Linked DNA regions of Homo sapiens: region 1 is linked to region 2. A link is a loop called in an ENCODE intact Hi-C map of the cell type or tissue named here. Cell type or tissue: GM12878. All regions are shown on one strand. Each heading gives the region's core, and the rest is flanking DNA. Links, peaks and the distances in the headings are about the cores only. Region 1 overlaps JAKMIP1 (janus kinase and microtubule interacting protein 1). Region 2 has its middle 19 kb from the start of WFS1.

Region 1 (8,331 bases), core at 34-8,033, 71 kb after region 2:
TTTTTACATAGCTAAACCACCCTGCTCCAATATACAAAACAGAGAAGTGATGGTTTATTCTCACATTTATCTTATGACTTTAAACTGACAACATTTACCAGTTATAAGGTCAGTCAGTGAGGACAGTGAGGTTGCTCTGATGAATTCAACTTTCAAAACGAAAAGTATAGGGTGACAGTTGCAATCTGAACAGCTGTGGCATCTTGAGTATTAATGGACTTTGTTGTGGTTGTGAAAATATTCTGTTGTGACGATTTGCATACCGCATTTGTGATTCCGTTTTTGGGAGTGACTTGTCTTGCATTCTCAGAGTGCATTTCACTGGAGATGACAGGAGAGGCTGTCCCCCAAGCCCTGCACAAAGCTGAGTGTTCACCTGGCAGCCCAGGTCCCTGCAGTGGGGTCTACCAGGGTTAATATTGGGTTTGCAGCCCATTTGAGTTGGTGTGATGTTTTCACAGTTTAAAATTATTACACCTAGAAAAAAGAAGTCAAGCATCTGTTGCTCCAGACCTTTGACTCCTGGCCCTCCCAAACATCTTCAAGGAGCACCAGGACTCCATGGAAGGTGGTTTGAAAACCAAGTCCCAGCACCCTGAGTACTGAAGTTTCTGTTCCATTTTACTTTCTTTTTTAAATTTATTTATTTATTTATTTATTTATTTATTGAGACAGAGTCTTGCTCTGTCACCCAGGCTGGAGTGCAATGGCATGATCTTGGCTCACTGTAACCTCTGCCTCCCAGGTTCAAGCGACTCTCCTGCCTCGGCCTCCCAAGTAGTTGGTATTACAGGCACCCGCCACCAAGCCCGGCTAATTTTTGTATTTTTAGTACAGACGGAGTTTCACCATGTTGGCCAGACTGGTCTCAAACTCCTGACCTCAGGTGATGCGCCTGCCTCAGCCTCCCAAAGTGCTGGAATTACAGGCGTGAGCCACTGCACCTGGCCCTGTTCCATTTTAGACATCAGCCAGCACCCCTTCGCAGGGCACCTGTATCTGTGTGTCTAGATATCTGTGGTATTGTTATCTGCCTGTATCATGTTTAGCTCTTTGTTCTGTCTCAACCTTCAAGAGTCCTTGTATTACTAAGATGGGACCTGGGAACCTGGAGCCTCCAGGACCATCACTGGCTGAGCTGAGCTGAGCTGAGCGGGAGGAAGGGCTGCCTTGGGAGCTGGCACTGGCCTGACCTCCAAGTCTCTGTGAGCAGACCTTGAGGGACCTGTGCCTTCCTAGGCATCTCCAGGTCATATCTGCTCCCTTCTTCCTCGGGATGGCTGTGGAGTTATAGGAAGTGTTTGGGGAAAGGAGCAGTTGTATCTAGAAACGGTGATATGTTTCCGAAACTCACACTGTCACTCCACTGCTCCAGGGGCTCCCCGCTGGCCCAGGATAAAGCACAGACTCCTTGTCATCACACATGTGGCCTTATCTCCTGATGCTCCTGCTGTTACCTACTGTCTCAGACCATTTGGCTGCCATAGCAGAAATACCATAGACAGAGGGGCTGAAACAACAGAAGCTTATTTCTCACCGTTCTGGAGGCTGGAAGTCTGAGATCATGGTGCCAGACAACTTGGTTCATGGTGAGGCCCCTCTTCCTGGTTCGCAGGAGGCTGCCTTCTTACTGTGCCCTCGCATGGTGGAGAGAGAAAGGAAATAAGCTCTCTTGTGTCCCCCTCCTTTTTTTCTTTTCTTTTCTTTCTTTCTTTCTTTCTTTTTTTTTTTTTTTTCTGAGACAGGGTCTCGCTCTGTTACCCAGGCTGGAGTGCAGTGGTGTAATCACTGTTCATTGCAGCTTTGAGCTCCCGGGCTCAAGTGATCCTCCCACCTCAGCCTCCCAAGTAGCTGGGACTACAAATATGCACCACCACACCTGACTAATTTTTTTAATTTTGTAGAGATGAGGTCTCATTATGTTGCCCAAGCTGGTCTTGAACTGAGCTCAAGCAATCCACCTTCCCCGGCCTCCCAAAGAGCTGGGATTACAGGTGTGAGCCACCGAGCCTGGTTTCCTGTCCCTTCTTATAAGGTCACTAATCTCATCATGAGGGCTTCACCCTGATGACCTAATTACCCACCATAGGGTTTCAATGTATCAATTTGGGGGGACATAAACATTCACTCCATAACACTGTCCCTTACCTTATTGAATCGTCTGCTTTCCCTGAACTTGCCCAGACCCCTCCTCCTCCTGTCTGCACAGGCTCATCTCCTTGGGCATCACCCATCCTCCCAAGGCCAGGGCGGGTCCCTCCCTGTACATCTGTCTGTCACAGCCATGGTCACAGTGTGTGACTGATGCCATTCACAGTCTTCTTCCCCGCTGGCTAGAGCTCTGTGAGGGAAGGGGCTGTGTGAGATTCATGTTTGAGGCTCAGCACAGGGTCTGGCATGGAACAGGCACTAGGATGCTGTTGAATGAATGAATGAATGAATGGAGCTTGCGTTGCTGCTGCTCTCCCTCTCTGATGCCAATTGACTTTTCTTTGACCCCTGCTCCTCCATCTGCATATCCTGATTTCACCCCTTCCACAGCCCACTTTGGATGTCCCTTCCCTCACCACGCTGGCACCCATAGGCCCTGGTCTCCCAGTTATCACCTGGGCTTGTTACAGTGTCTCCTTTGCTTGGCTAGGAGCTCCTCAAGGGATGGGGGAGCCACTGAGACATTGAGGGACTCTGCAAATGTCTGCACCTGAGAAGGACTTCCTTCTGTACTGAGCTGGTGGTAACCTGATAGTGACCTGGTAGTAACCTGGCAGTAAGCTCATCTTGGTTTATGTACTCCAGGCCTGTAATTAGTGTTACTCTTCGAGCCCCTGGTCTCTTCCTCTCTCAGCATGACCCTCCCCTCCACCCTTTCTGGAACTGCTTTCTTGAGAGGAAGCCTAAGAAATGTGAACTGCGTCCACCAGCACATCTCACAAAGCCTTGTGCACACAGGAGGTGTTTGGTAGGTGTCTGTCAAGGAGCGCCCTGTTCAGCATCTAGTCATATCAAGCCCACACGGGGTGGTGAGTATAGAAAGGATGTAGAAACCACAAAAAGAAGTTGCCCTTTGCTTGGAAGTCACTGACTACCCCTTCTTGTTCTTGGTGGTGTGGTTACTTGCTAGTCTCTTGACTCATTTCAGCAGAGGTGAGACAGAAACGACCTGATGGCTGGGGCCTTTTCTGGGACTTCTTAAGGGGTCTTTGCACGTTAATAAAGGGGAGATTCCAAAATGATGCAATGAGTTGGCCAAGAGCCAGCAAGTAGCAGTTGAAAAAGAAAAAGTTTTTATACTAAGCTTGGGACTTGAGCAGCTAGACTCCTCCCTGCTCAATGTGCCATGGCCCTCTGAGAACAAAGCACGTTGACAGAAAATTAAATGTCACTGAATTAGCTGCAACATCCACTTGCTACAACCTCCACCCCCACTTGCTAATTGGGTCATGTTGGTCAAAGTACTTCACCCCTTCCTGCTGGTCCATTAAAATGGGGGTACTAAGAATACCCTTGTCACAGGGCTGCAGAATACTAGGTAATTTGGACAGTTTGAAACAGTTCCTGCTACACAGTGAGAGCTATATAAATGGTGACTTATTACTTGGTGCATGTTTGTTGAATTGTAGTAAATTATCTGATGGGAGAGGGGTGTCTGTGTTGTTATGGTGCTTAATTCTTCTTGTAGCACAGGTATCGGTCCCCATTGCCTATCCTCACCTCCAAGTTTCTCTCCTGTTCAGCAGCTGATAAGATTTTATAGTGAAAATCTCAATAAGAAAGAAGACTTCACGTGCACAGAATGTTCTAAAGGAAGCTTCATTATGTTCTCTTGAATGTTGATAAACAACTCTCATTTCTATTTGATGAGAATTTTTTGTGGGTTCTGAATGTTACGAGTAGCAATTTTATCAGAAATTATTTCTGTTTGTGGGTATGTTTGGTGGGGAATTGAAGTTGGTGGTTTTCTGATATTGGAAGCATTTCATGAACTGGGGTATTTCAAAACTGCTGTTTATGAAAGTGTTGGGGCTAATTCAGTGGCACTTAATTTTCTGTCAATATGCTTTGTTCTAAGAGGGTCATGGCTTGTTGTGCAGGAAGGAGCCTGCTGTTTATCCCTGCAAATGTTCTTGCATGGCTTCTAAGAGGATGTCAGGCATGCTGCTGGTCCTAGGGATAGAAAACAAAACAGACACAGTTCTTTGGGCAGCTGGGAACTGGTCTTAGATTCAGAGAGACCTGGGTTCAAGTCCTGACTCTGTCATTTACAAGCTATGGATTTTAAGAAAGTGACTTCACCTCTTTGAGCCTCAGTTTCCTTATCTGTCATATGGGGATAATATTGCTACCTGTTTTACAAGGAGGCTTTGAGGATGGATTGAGATGAGGTGTACCCAGCATACTACCTGGCATAGAATAGTCTCTTCTTTTGAGTGGCAGCTCTTGGTTTAGCTGTTGCTTTTGGTCTGGGGGCAGGAGTGATACCCCAAGAGACCCATGCAGCCTGACTCAGGGCCACTGCTGGGCCACTTCCCTTCCCTTGTTCTCTGCCTGGTGCAATGAGCAGGGTCACCTTTTGCAGAGGAGGTAGGTTTGTGTCAGGGCAATGGGCTTGGTTTCCTGTGGGTTTGTGGCTTTGTAGGGTTGTCCCTTGACGGTGCCTGTAGGGGGTGTCAGGAAGGTAGAGGAAGGAGGTGGTGGTGGATGGGGCAGGGTCTCCCTGTGTGGGGCTCAGCCTTCCTGTCCTGTTCCATCCAGTCTGCCTCTTGGCTGTTGCATTTACTGAGTACTCACCTGAGCAGGTGCTTTAGGTTCCTCTTTAAGCCTCTCAACCACCATGCAAGATGGTAGGAGGAAACCAAGACCCCACGAGGTTAAGCAGTCATTTAGGGGTTAGAGTTAGTGAATCTGGGGCTTTGAGATGAGAATCTCACCCTCTCTCCAGCCACATAGGGCTGCCCAGGTGGTTTCAGCAAAGGTGGCATGGGAGACCTAGGTGTGCCTGTGGGTCCTTCTAAGACCATTTCATGAAAAAGAGCAACAAAGGTTTGAAAAGCACATTCTAGTCTTTCCCCAACCACTCTCTGGACATATAGCCCAGTTTTATTTTTTCCTGGGAATATGCTATACCAGCTTTGTAACCTGATCTTTTTGGATGTGGCAATCCATTCTGAAGACATTCCAGAGAAACAATTCATAAATGAATGACCGAGTGTGCTCTCCGAGCCAGGCACTGTGCCGGGGCAGGGAGACAGCTGGTGAACAATCCCATGTGAAGAGGGAGGGACCTTAATCAAGTACGAGGTGCTCTGAGGTTGGGAGATGGGGGAGGTTTGTGTGGGGATGAGGTCAGTGGAAGCCTCTCTGGAGACATGACCTAGAGAATTTGGTAGGGTATATTAGTCTGTCCTCACATTGCTAATAAAGACATACCTGTGACGGGAATTTATAAAGAAAAGAGGTTTAATTGACTCACAGTTTTGCATGGCTGGGGAAGCCTTAAAAAACTTACAATCATGGCATTAGGGGAAGCAAACACGTCCTTCTTCACCTGGCGGTATCAAGGAGATGCAGTTTCGAAATATCCCGGTTCATGAAATGCTTCCAATATCATCAGAAAACCACCTACTTCAATTCCCCACCAAACACACCCACAGACACAAATAATTTCTGATAAAATTGCTACTCGTAACATATTCAGAACCCACTTAAAGTTCTGATCAAATAGAGCTTACTCACTATCATGAGAATAGTATGGGGTAAACTGCCCCCATGATTCAATTACCTCCCGAGAGGTCCCTCCCACCACACATGGGGATTATGGGAACTACAATTCAAGAGGAGATTTGGGTGGGGACACAGCCAAACCATATCGTAGGGTAACAAAGGAAAAGCTGCTTACCTGAAAGGTAGCCACGTCTCTCAATTCAAAAATGAGATACAAAACATTAAAGGGTCATTTTTTTATACCCATGGGGGACAAAGCTAAATATATCAAAGCCTTGGGCTTCTGTTTCCTTCTTTCCTATCCCTCCCCTCCAGGGAGGAGGGTCGGGGACAGGAAGCATGAAGTGGGCGTGGCCAACGAGGCGGGGTTAGGGGCTGGACAGGAAGTGGAAAGGGAGGAGTCATGTTTGACTTTAAAAGCCTGCAGCCGGAAGTGAAGCCGGATGCACTTGGAGGTGGAAGCGTGAGATTGAGTGGTTAGGGTTAATCTCACCTCTTCTGTGCAAAATTAACTTTGAGTTGAGGCATCTTGGCTGGGGCTGGGGAAGAGGAGTTGTGGGCAGAGGGACAGCCTGCAGCGTGTGCAGAGGCTCAGAGACAATGCAGAGGCAGGGGCCACCCAGGTCACTGTGAAGATGGTGGCTCTGATGTGGGTAGTGGCATTGGGGGTGGAGTGGAGGAGGTTGCACTGATGTTTGGGGGATGCAGCCATTATTAGTATGGCTATGATCTGCCTCCGTCTGTGGGAGGGGCTGCTCTGCTTCAGACCCTGCAGTGGGTGCCTTAATTTGTTTAATCCACACAACAGCCTCAGGACAGAGAAGTGAGGTGTGATGATGCAGGTCACACAGCAGAAGGGTTGGATCTAGGATTTGACTCTAGGTCCAACTGACAGGGAAGCCCAGGCTCTTTCTCTTACACCCTTCCCAGGAGGCCCAAATTTTCAGAGGCAGAAGCCGTGGCAAACATGGAGGGCTTGTTGGAGTAGGTGATGATGTGGCTTATAAACCTTTACTAGGCTAAGTTTGAGGCCCAGAGTAATTAGAGCTCAGGACTGGGAGTAAAGGGGCTGGGTTCAAATCCTGTCTTTCTATGTACATTTGGATTAGCCCCACCCTCCCTGGACTCCACATCCCATCTGTGCAATGGGGAGGTCGGATCAGATGGCCTTTCTTAAAGTCCTCTCCAACTTTGGAGCTCACTTCTTCTCTACATCAATATTTGCTAAGTGTTTTTTCCCTTTGGGAAGATTGACGTTTGTCTACCAACACCCTCCTACCCGAAGCTCCCTTTTGGTTTCAGGATGCCAGTGGGTGTCTAGGCATGGTCACATGGTCACTGCTCATGACAACAAGGTTTGTACCTTTCCGATCATTTAAAAAAAATTTTTTTGAGACAGGGTCTTACTCTGTCACCCAGGCTGGAGTGCAGTGGCACAAATCATGGCTCACTGCAGCCTCAACCTCCCCGATGCAAGCGATCCTCCCACCTCAGCCTCCCCAGTAGCTGAGACTACAGGCACATGCCACCATGCCTGGCTAATTTTTGTATTTTTTGTAGAGGCAGGGTTTCGCCATGTTGCCCAGGCTGGTTTCTAACTTCTGGGCTCAAGTGATCCGCCTGCCTCGGCCCCCAAAAAGTGCTAGGATTACAGGTGTGAGCCATGGCGCCCAGCTTTTCCCACCACTTTGATATAGGCTCCAATTTCTTGCTGGCCACACAGGCTGGCAAATCCTGGGTCCTTTTGCATGTTCAGTGGAACCTTGGGTGAGTCATTCTACCACTGCAAGCCTCAGTTTCCCCATTTGTAAACATGGAGTTATCTCCCAGCCCTTAATTCCCTGACCCCATTGCCCCATTCTGAGTGTGTCCGGGTGATGTGGTACAGTGCTGCGTCTTGTTTCTACAGAACAACCGTCCTGTGGTAGGAGTACTGAGGAGCTTGGTAAATAGATTAAAATGTACAATACAGCTGAACATCGGAAATCCTTCCTTGGTCCCGTTCAGCTAGGCTGGAGGTCCTATCTGGTTTTGCCTCCTAAAATGTTTGTATTCATGGTTCACCTCAGGGATCTTCATACCCCACCAGACCAGGACACAGCCTAAACACTGTCTCTGCCTTCAGGGGCCCCGTGGAACCTGCTGCCAGGCAGTCCTCCATGTTGACTCTGGAGCAGCTGGTCTGAAACGTATGAGGGGGTGATCTGTCCTTTTCCACCCAGGTGTAACCCTCTCCGTGGCTCCCCACTGTGCTCAAAGTCAAACTCAAGCCTGTTAGAGATTTGTAGTCCCTTCTTCTCACTAGATCTCTGACTACTCCAGGGGAGCATTACACCATGTTCATCTCTGTATCTTTAATGCCTGGGAAGTATCTGGCACTTAGTAGGTTTTTCAGTAAACAATAATGATGCTGACTACCATTGTGTTTATAATGAGCAAGGGACCTCATCTGCTGTAAAGATTCTCAATTTACAGCCCTGTGGACAGTGGTAGCACCGTTATCTCTGCTAGATGGAACCCCAGGAAACTGGTTCAGAGAGGACAAGGGCCTTGATGGGTCAAGATGATTGTTGAGTAAATTTACATTTAGCCATTTAATCTCTTTAAAGA
Region 2 (8,331 bases), core at 236-8,235:
GATGAGTCCCACTTCTGCGCTATGGGTTTAAAGAAGACTCTACCGTCTCTACACAGTCATCCTCCAACTGCCAGCCAGGAGTGGGCTCTCCGAGGCCCTGGGGAGAGTGATACCACAGGCTGGATGCAGGTTGGATCCCTGAGTCACCATGTGGAGGAAGGTGGCCCATCAACCAGGAGTACCAGCTTGCACTGTTAGGGAACAAAAATGAACTTCTGTTTGCCAAGCTCCTGCAATCTGGGGTTGATTTGTTGCCGCAGCTAGCTTTGCCCCATCTGACACACAGACAAGCCTGACTTCAATCCCGGTCTCACCCTCTGCTAGCCAGCTTGCCTTGGGCAAGTGCCTTTCCTCCTCCCAACCTTGGTTTCCCCATCTGTAACACAGTAGTAATATCTGCCTCCAAAGGCTGCTGTGAGGAGTACATACGGTAACTAATCCAGGCGCAGTGATCAGCACAAAAGCTGGCACCCAGTAAGCAGCCTTAACCAAAGTTAATTTCCCTCTCTGCAGAACCCACACCTTTCCCGGGCCACCACACACCCTCTGCCACTCCTCCACTGGGGGCCAGACATGACTGCACACACTCACATAGGGCTTTTGTGGAGCTGACTAGGAATTATCTGAATAACTCAATGTCTAACAATAAACCAAGAGGCACTCACAGTTATTGAAAGGAGACCAGAATGACAAACGTATTCTTGGCCTCTCTCTAGGGCATGCTGAACCCCAAAATAAGCATTCTTCCAAGTCTCTGCACTGGTAATTCTCAAACATTAGTGTGCAAACGCATCTCTTGGAGATAGTGTTACATTGCAGATTCTATGTCAGTAGGGCTTAGGGGCTGCAATCTTGCTGCTCAAAGTGCCATCTGTGGACCAGTGGTGCCAGCATCACCAAGGATGAGCTAGAAATGCAATCTTGGGCCCTGCCCTGGACCTGCCCATGGGAATGTGCATGTTAACCCAACCCCCATCTGATTCCTGAGCACAGTCACATTTGAGTCCTGTGCTCTAAAGTGACAGAGTTCAGACTTTGAGAGTCTGAATGAGGCAAGGTAAGGATTTTCATAGCTCTGAGAGAGGGTTCTCCTGAGAGGGGACAGACATGGCGTTTGCACGGACTCACACGCTGTGGTATGAGACACATGATCACACTCACTCATTTCTCTCATAAATCTTCACTTCCTTAGAACCTACCCTCCCGTTAGACACTAGCTGTGTCTTCTTCAGCCTGACGGTCCTCTCCGGAAGGTGCGCGTCTGTCTCTCAGCCCAATTCAAAGAGGTGGGAGAGGCGGCCACAGCCTCTGTCGGCCTGCTGGGCACCTGGGGCTATAGAAGAGGGACCGAGGCTCAGCGAGATTAAGTGACCACATCCCACAGCTACTATGGCTGCTGCAGGATTTGAATTTAGGACGATCTCGCTGGGCCCTACTCCCAGCGAGACAAATTAACACAAAGCCCCAGGGAGACAAATTAACCCAAACCCCTGGAAGAATTTTAAAAGCAGAAGCTCAAGCCCCCCACCCCAACACAGATTTTGATTCCGTTGGTCTGGGTGAGGCTACCCAGAAGGCCCTGCTGGGTGGCTTGGGGGCCTGTGCAGAAGGCCAGGTGCACTGCTCCATGATGGCAAAACCAGCCCAGCTCCCTGCTCTCTTGCAAGGGCTCAGCATCTGGTACCAGAGCAGGAGATGCTCACAAGTGAGAATTTCTGTAGGGGTCTACAAAGCAGGTGCTTTCAAAAACAGTGCTCAAAGAAAGTGGGAATTGAGAGGCAAACGAGGGTGTTTCTACCTGGGGTGCAGGAAGGAGCAGGCACGTGGCATTTGAGCTTAGCTTTCGTGAACATATAGGCGTTCTCCGAACACAGCTTGCAGGGAGGGGCTCAGGTAGATGGAATGGCATCTGCAGGGGTTCAGGTTTACGGAAACGGGTCACCTCCCATGGTCTCCCCACTTCCTCCCCTGTCTGCCCTCCAGGCTCACCGGAGCAGCCAGTGATGTCTGGGCTCATCAGTCCTTGGACAAAGCCCTCCAGGAGCTCTGTCTTCTCAATGTAAAAGCCAAAGTCCTTCCAATGCCCCCAAGGCCTTGCGTGGCCTGGCGGTGTCACCCGTGGGCCCCATCTCCCACCTCCACTGTTTTTTTGCTCACTGGCCTCAAGCTGGCCTTGCTGGTCCTGGAACATGCTGAGCCTACTCCTGCCTCAGGTCCTTACACTTGCTGTTCCCTCTGCCTGGATGCTACACAGCCACGCCCAGAGTTCATGATCCCAACACATGTGCCACCTTCTCAGACACCCTCCCTGGCCACCCTAGGGGACACTGCAGCCCTCCCATCCCGTCCCCCTTCCTTCCTCCCTGCTGGGTGCCATAAGCTTAGCTGTTGATTTCTTCGCCTGCCTCCCATTAGAACATGAGTCCAAAGAGGGAGGGCTCCGTTTGCTCACCATTGCCCCCGAGTGCCTAGAGCACTGCCTGGCACCCGGCAGGGGCTCTATAAATAGAGATGGAAAGAGGGAGGTGGGCGGGCATGCGTGGGCTTAGGTGGGCCCAGCAAGAGATGCCCTTGGGCAGGACAGCTTGGTGTGCATGGCCAAGGAGGGTGGGTCCCAAGCCAAAGGCATTGAACACCAGGCTGAGGAGTGAGGATGCCACCTGCTGTATCACCCAGGCAATAGGGAGCCTCTAAAGGCTTTTTCTTTCCCCCAAGATGAAGTCTTGCTCTTGTCGCCCAGGCTGGAGGGCAGTGGTGGGATCTCAGCTCACTGCAACCTCTGCCTCCTGGGTTCAAGCGATTTTCCTGCCTCCCGAGTAGCTGGGATTACAGGTGGGCACCACCACGCCTGGCTAATTTTTGTATTTTTAGTAGAGATGGGGTTTCACCATATTGGCCAGGCTGGTCTCGAACTCCTGGCCTTGTGATCCGCACGCCTCGGCCTCCCAAAGTGCTGAGATTACAGGCTTGAGCCACTGTGCCCGGCCCCTAGAGGCTTTAAGCAGGGGAGTGGCCTGGTCAGAGCCATGCTCTGGGATGGTATGGCCTACCACTGTGGCCCAGCAGGCTTGAGGGTCCCAGTTAGTGCCCCTGGAGCCAAGCAGAGGACTGGACAGGATCCAGCGTGGGGAGGGAGCCCTCCCTGCTCTTGTTACCTTGGCAGAAACCCCGAGAACACTAGGTCCGTGGGCAGCCCCTGCAGGCCTGTCCTGCTCTGCTGGCCAAGGCTTGGAGCTCTGCCTGGGGCAGGAGGTGCCCATGAGAATGCCAGGGAGTGCGAGCTCCCCCAGAGACCCAGGCAACAAGCACCCACTCGACTCCAGGGCTCAGAGCCCTCGCTAGGATGCCGTCAGCATTTGGGCTGCTGCCTTTTGCACTCCAATACTTGAGTTCAAGTCCTGGCTCCACCACTGACTCCGGGCTACAGGGACCTGGGCTATAGCCATGTCCTCCTCTGAACCTTGGTTTCCCCATCTGTGAAATGGCTGGATTTGTGCCCTCAGCTCTGCCCTCTCTTACCTCGCACCTCCCTACCCATGCCCAGAGCCTCCTTGACACAGACAAATGTGCCATCGCCTCTGGAATGCTGGGCACCTTAACAGTCCAGGCCTGCCAGACACTCCAAATTCTAGGGCCTCCCAGGGCCTTAAATGACAGGAAGAGAAGGCCATCTTATCTCTGGAGACAGAAGCTTGGGGCTTGGTTCTATTTCCCTGGCAAATTCTGGGGCACAAACCAGAAAGCTGCAACAGGAAAAGACCCATACTATGCAAGCCTAGGCTTTAAAACCGAGAGGGACCCCGGGAATCTCGCGCGCCAACTGCCTGCACTTTAAGGATAGAGGCACGCGGGCCAGGAGAGAAGTGACTTGCCCAAGGTCACCTGGTGGCAGTGAGTGCCGTGCAAGCCCCAAACCCCCCAGTCCTGGGTTCCCACATCCCTGCAGGCTGGCTCAACTGTAGGGCCTCCGCTGTGGAAATCAGTCCTCCGACCTCAGATCTGGAGGCCCATGGCCAATGCACATTTCCGATTAAACATGCCTTTGAGGCCGGACACGGAAGCTCGCACCTGTTACCCAAGCACTTTGGGAGGCTGATGTGGGAGGATCACTTGAGCTCAGGAGTTCGAGACCAGCCTGAGCAATATAGTGAGACCATGTCTCTACAAAAATGAAAATAAAAAAATTAGCTGGGCATTGTGGTGCACACCTGTGGTTTCAGTTACTTGGGAAGCTGATGGGGAGGATTGCTTCAGCCTGGGAGGTTGAGGCTGCAGTGAGCTATGATCATGCCACTGCACCCCATCCTGAGTGACAGAGCAAGACTCTGCCTCAAAAAAACAAAAACAAAACCCCCCAAACAAACAAAAAACCCAACCCTCACCTTGGCCCTCCCAAAAAAAACCCATGCTTTTGAGGAGGTCAGCAGAAAGCTCTTGTCTTTGGGGTGGGGATCGGGGGTGTAGAGGAAGATTTGACTCTTGGAGGTAACTCCCAGCCCTGTTTGTGACATTTTATTTTTCTCTTTCCAAGCTCCTGGTTGGCAAATCAAACAACTAATCACTTGACTCTTGTGCCCTCTAGTGGTCACTCTTTGAATAGCAATAGTTAGGACTAAATTTAAACGGCAAAGTACTCAGGTAATCCCCAAGCCGTTTGTCTAGGGCCACGCTTCTTAGACACTCCCAGGCCTACAGATCATCTTGGAATATTATTAAAATGCTGATTCTTTCTCAATAGGTCTGGGGCGAGCTCTAGATTCGGCATTTGTAACCAGTTCCCAGGTGATGTCGATGCGGCTGGTGCTTAGAGCACACTTTTGCGTCGGGAAGAGATTCAGCACTTAAGAGCCACCTACATTCCCCTCTATGCAGGTGCCCACAGGAGGCGCTTCCCTGTGCCATCTCACTACCTGACGTCAAAGAAAAGGTGCAGAGGTGACTTCCCCAAGGACGCATAGTGGTGAGGCAGGGGTTTTCACCAAGGATCTTTTGATTCAAAGCCAGTACTCCCCACATGCACAGTAACATATCGGAAGACATTCTATGTTAGCAGATATCACAGACAGCACGGCACAGTCCACTCGGAGCTCAGAGCTCTCCACCTGCTGGATCATCCCTTGCTGCATAATTTGAAAAGCCCAGTGCAAAATAAAAATTCAGGCCCCTTATTCAAAAAGCAGGAGGAAAGTGCAGTTACAGGGGTGAAATAGAAAGCTTTTCCCTTGAAAAATTTATTACTTATGCAATGTAATAGGGATAATAGTGATGCATGAGTAACAACATAAACTTACAAATTTGTCAAAATAATATTTTGGGTGTGATTATTTATACAATAAAACAAATAATACTTTATGTGATAACTGGATTAGAAGCTTTCCCTGGCTCACTTTTCTGCAAATTCATTTATTAGGTTATCAAAGCTTACACTTTTAGCAACTTTGTTTTCAATCGATATAATTGAATGTGACATCAGTTGCTGTTGGCAAATACAAGCTCACAAATCATTTTAGGACACTTTCCATTTTAAGAAGGACCTTTCTGCTGATGCATTTTTTATTGGAGCTATTAAGAGTATCTTATAGGCTATAATAACTTTGAGATACATTTTTTATAATTTTGAAATACAAATGTTGGTATATCTAGAGCTGATGATTCTTGCAGAACAATTTTTCTAAAAATATTTAACTCTTTATACAAATCATTTTTATGTGAATCTGAATTTAATTTTAAATGTAGACAGACAGTGGTATTTTAATGTTTCATGGCTGACCTTCCTGCAACCTGTGGGGGTTATACAGAAAACCAGCGGTGGCTTTAAGGATTGAATGCACTATAGCGTAATTGCCCGTTTATGCCTTGTATCACTGTATCTTGAATTACAAGGGGAATTTAATTTTAAAATCATCTTCCTCATTAATAATTGTATCATCAAAGCTCAGTACGAAAATATTGTTCTTTTGGTCAAACGTGACCATCTTTATCTTTAATTTCTATTTCTAAGCTTTTGGATATTTGTTTATTATAATGTTGCAATAGTTTTTGAAACCAGAGATTCTAAACTTGTTGGAGAGTTCCCGTAACTCCCAATACGCTTTATTACAGTGTCCCTGTGTACACTTCTGTTTTGTAATAACTTATAAAGTTTACTGCTTGAGCCCTGGCAGTTCCCATCCTGGCCTGAGAGTTCCATATTTATGCAGGGGCCGCAGGAGCCACAGGGGCTGGCTCTTGGGATGGAAGGGCTGGCCGGCCCCCCACTGTGGTCTAGGCACTTCCCGGCGTGAAGAGAGGAAATAGTTCACGGCTCACGACTTCAACTTGTCTGGCCATAAAAGTGGGTCGTCAAATTTAAAGGGTCTGTGATGAGGATTGTCTAAGATTTTAAAGCTGCATCCCATGCTTTATTAGGAAGTCCTGAAAGCAATTCAGTGGGCTGTGTGCAGTAGCTAAAACATATGAAATAGAAAAGAAAACAAAGGGTCAGAGCGCACCTCTGAAGTGGAGTAAATATTGTTGGGCAAGGGCTTGGTCTTAGTTATATCTGTGTGCTGGGCCATATGTAAAATTCATTTCTTACCATGCCTCCTGTCCCAGCAGGGTGACTGAGACTGTGATGCCACAGCTCTGCTTGCTCTGTTACCCCTAGTGATTTGGTTTCCTGGGGCACTTTAAATTTGGCCAGAGAAGAATGTCCTGCTGAGGCTTGGGACCCAAGCTCCAGGTGCAGGCCAGGCTGGCATCGACGACCCGACCCACTAGGAGGGGGCGCATGTGCACCAATGTCTGTGTCTGTCACTCCTCTCTGCTCCTCGACCTCACCCGCAATGCTGAAGGCCCAGGTTTGGCTGTTTCATCCCCAATGACCCAGAATGGTGGCCCTAGGTCCTGTAAGTGCGGGCTCATTGGGTGGAGATGTGTGGGCGCCTCAGCTGGGGGGCTTGCTTGCTGGCCAGACATGAAACCCAAGGCCCGACCTGAACCCCAAGGTGCACTGTGAATGGAATCACTTTAGCAATAAGGCTCAACCACAGGGATTACACGAGACAGTCAGCCCAGGCATGGCACATGCCAGGCAGTCCATCTGGGTTTTGTTATCACTGCATCTCCCAGCATTGATCCTGGGAGAGTGACTGTCAATAACAACATGAATAACTAGGTCTAGAGCCCCTGCAGGATACAAGCATCACACAGGGCACTTTAAAAAAATGCATCTGCTTTCATCCTTGCAGTAACCCCGTCAGGTATTGATATCCCATTTTATACATCTGAAACCTGAGGCTGAGAGAGGGAGTGCCCTGCTCAGTGCCCCACCTGAGCTAAGGTGGAGATAAGATTGAGTGTGGGGACTGGGCGTGTCTGCTGACATCGAGACTGGAAGTATTAGATCCCCCAGCTATTCTAACTCGCTTGTGGCAGTGGGGAAAAAAGGCGAAGGGGTGGGCTTCAGGTCCTGCAGGCTTCTGGAGGTAGCACCAAGGCCAGAATTAACCCTGCCCACCATCTGCAGGTAAATCCTTCCTCTTGCTGCCCAAGACACGCACTGCACCTCCTGGACCATGGCACTGCTCCCTCCTCACTTGGAAACTGCCACTTTAGTGTTATTCTGTGGAAAAGCCCTGTCTCAGTTCCAGGTGCCTGGGGATAGCTACTACCAATTTGCTGTGTGTCTGGGAGGACCCCTTTCCCCCTCTGGGCACCTGTATTTCCTATGGTGACAGGAAGGGGCTGAGCTAAATGAGCTACATAGTCAGTGTTAGGGTTGCCAGATAAAATACAGGATGCCCAGTGTGATGGTTAATACTAAGTGTCAACTTGATTGAAGGATACAAAGTATTGATCCTGGATGTGTCTGTGGGGGTGTTGCCAAAGGAGATTAACATTTGAGTCAGTGAACTGGGAAAGGCAGACCCACCCTTCATCTGGGTAGGCACCATCTGATCAGCTGCCAGTGAGGCTAGAAGATAAAGCAGGCAGAAACATGTGAAAGGAGAGACTGGCTTAGCCTCCCAGCCTCCATCTTTCTCCCACGCTGGATGCTTCCTGCCCTCAAACATCAGACTCCAAGTTCTTCAGTTTTGGGACTCGGACTGGCTCTCCTTGCTCCTCAGCTTGCATTTGGCCTATTGTGGGACCTTCTGATCATGTGAGTTAATACTTAATAAATTCTCCTTATATATAGATCTATCCTATTACTTCTGTCCCTCTACAGAACCCAGACTAATACATCCAGTTAGATTTGAATTTCACATAAACAACGGATAACTTTTATATAAGTATATCCCAAATATTGCAAGGGATATACTTACGTTAGCAGTGGCAAATCCATATGGG

What was found. Hi-C counts contacts between places; a loop is a spot of excess contacts. Peaks named below come from ENCODE experiments on the same cell type or tissue, not always from the same donor. Only the 100,000 strongest peaks of a DNase experiment are listed, where the experiment ranks them.
Region 1: it touches region 2 in a loop (3-fold over the local background); 2 of 110 quality-filtered maps call a loop at or near these places.

Annotation. Positions count from the first base shown.
Region 1 is chr4:6,175,816-6,184,146 of GRCh38, reverse strand. The region is part of intron 1 of JAKMIP1 (janus kinase and microtubule interacting protein 1); the gene reads left to right. Among named protein-coding and RNA genes, the nearest start is that of JAKMIP1, 21 kb to the left of the region's middle. RefSeq lists an enhancer at 3,079-3,368. In GM12878, for the core only: no CTCF peak of the experiment used is centred there; DNase peaks (open chromatin) are centred at 246, 3,106 and 4,594; H3K4me3 peaks cover 559 bases; H3K27ac peaks cover 6,041 bases.
Region 2 is chr4:6,247,149-6,255,479 of GRCh38, reverse strand. No RefSeq gene overlaps it. Among named protein-coding and RNA genes, the nearest start is that of WFS1, 19 kb to the left of the region's middle. In GM12878, for the core only: CTCF peaks have their summits at 2,642 (motif pointing left) and 4,582 (motif pointing left); a DNase peak (open chromatin) is centred at 4,619; H3K27me3 peaks cover 154 bases.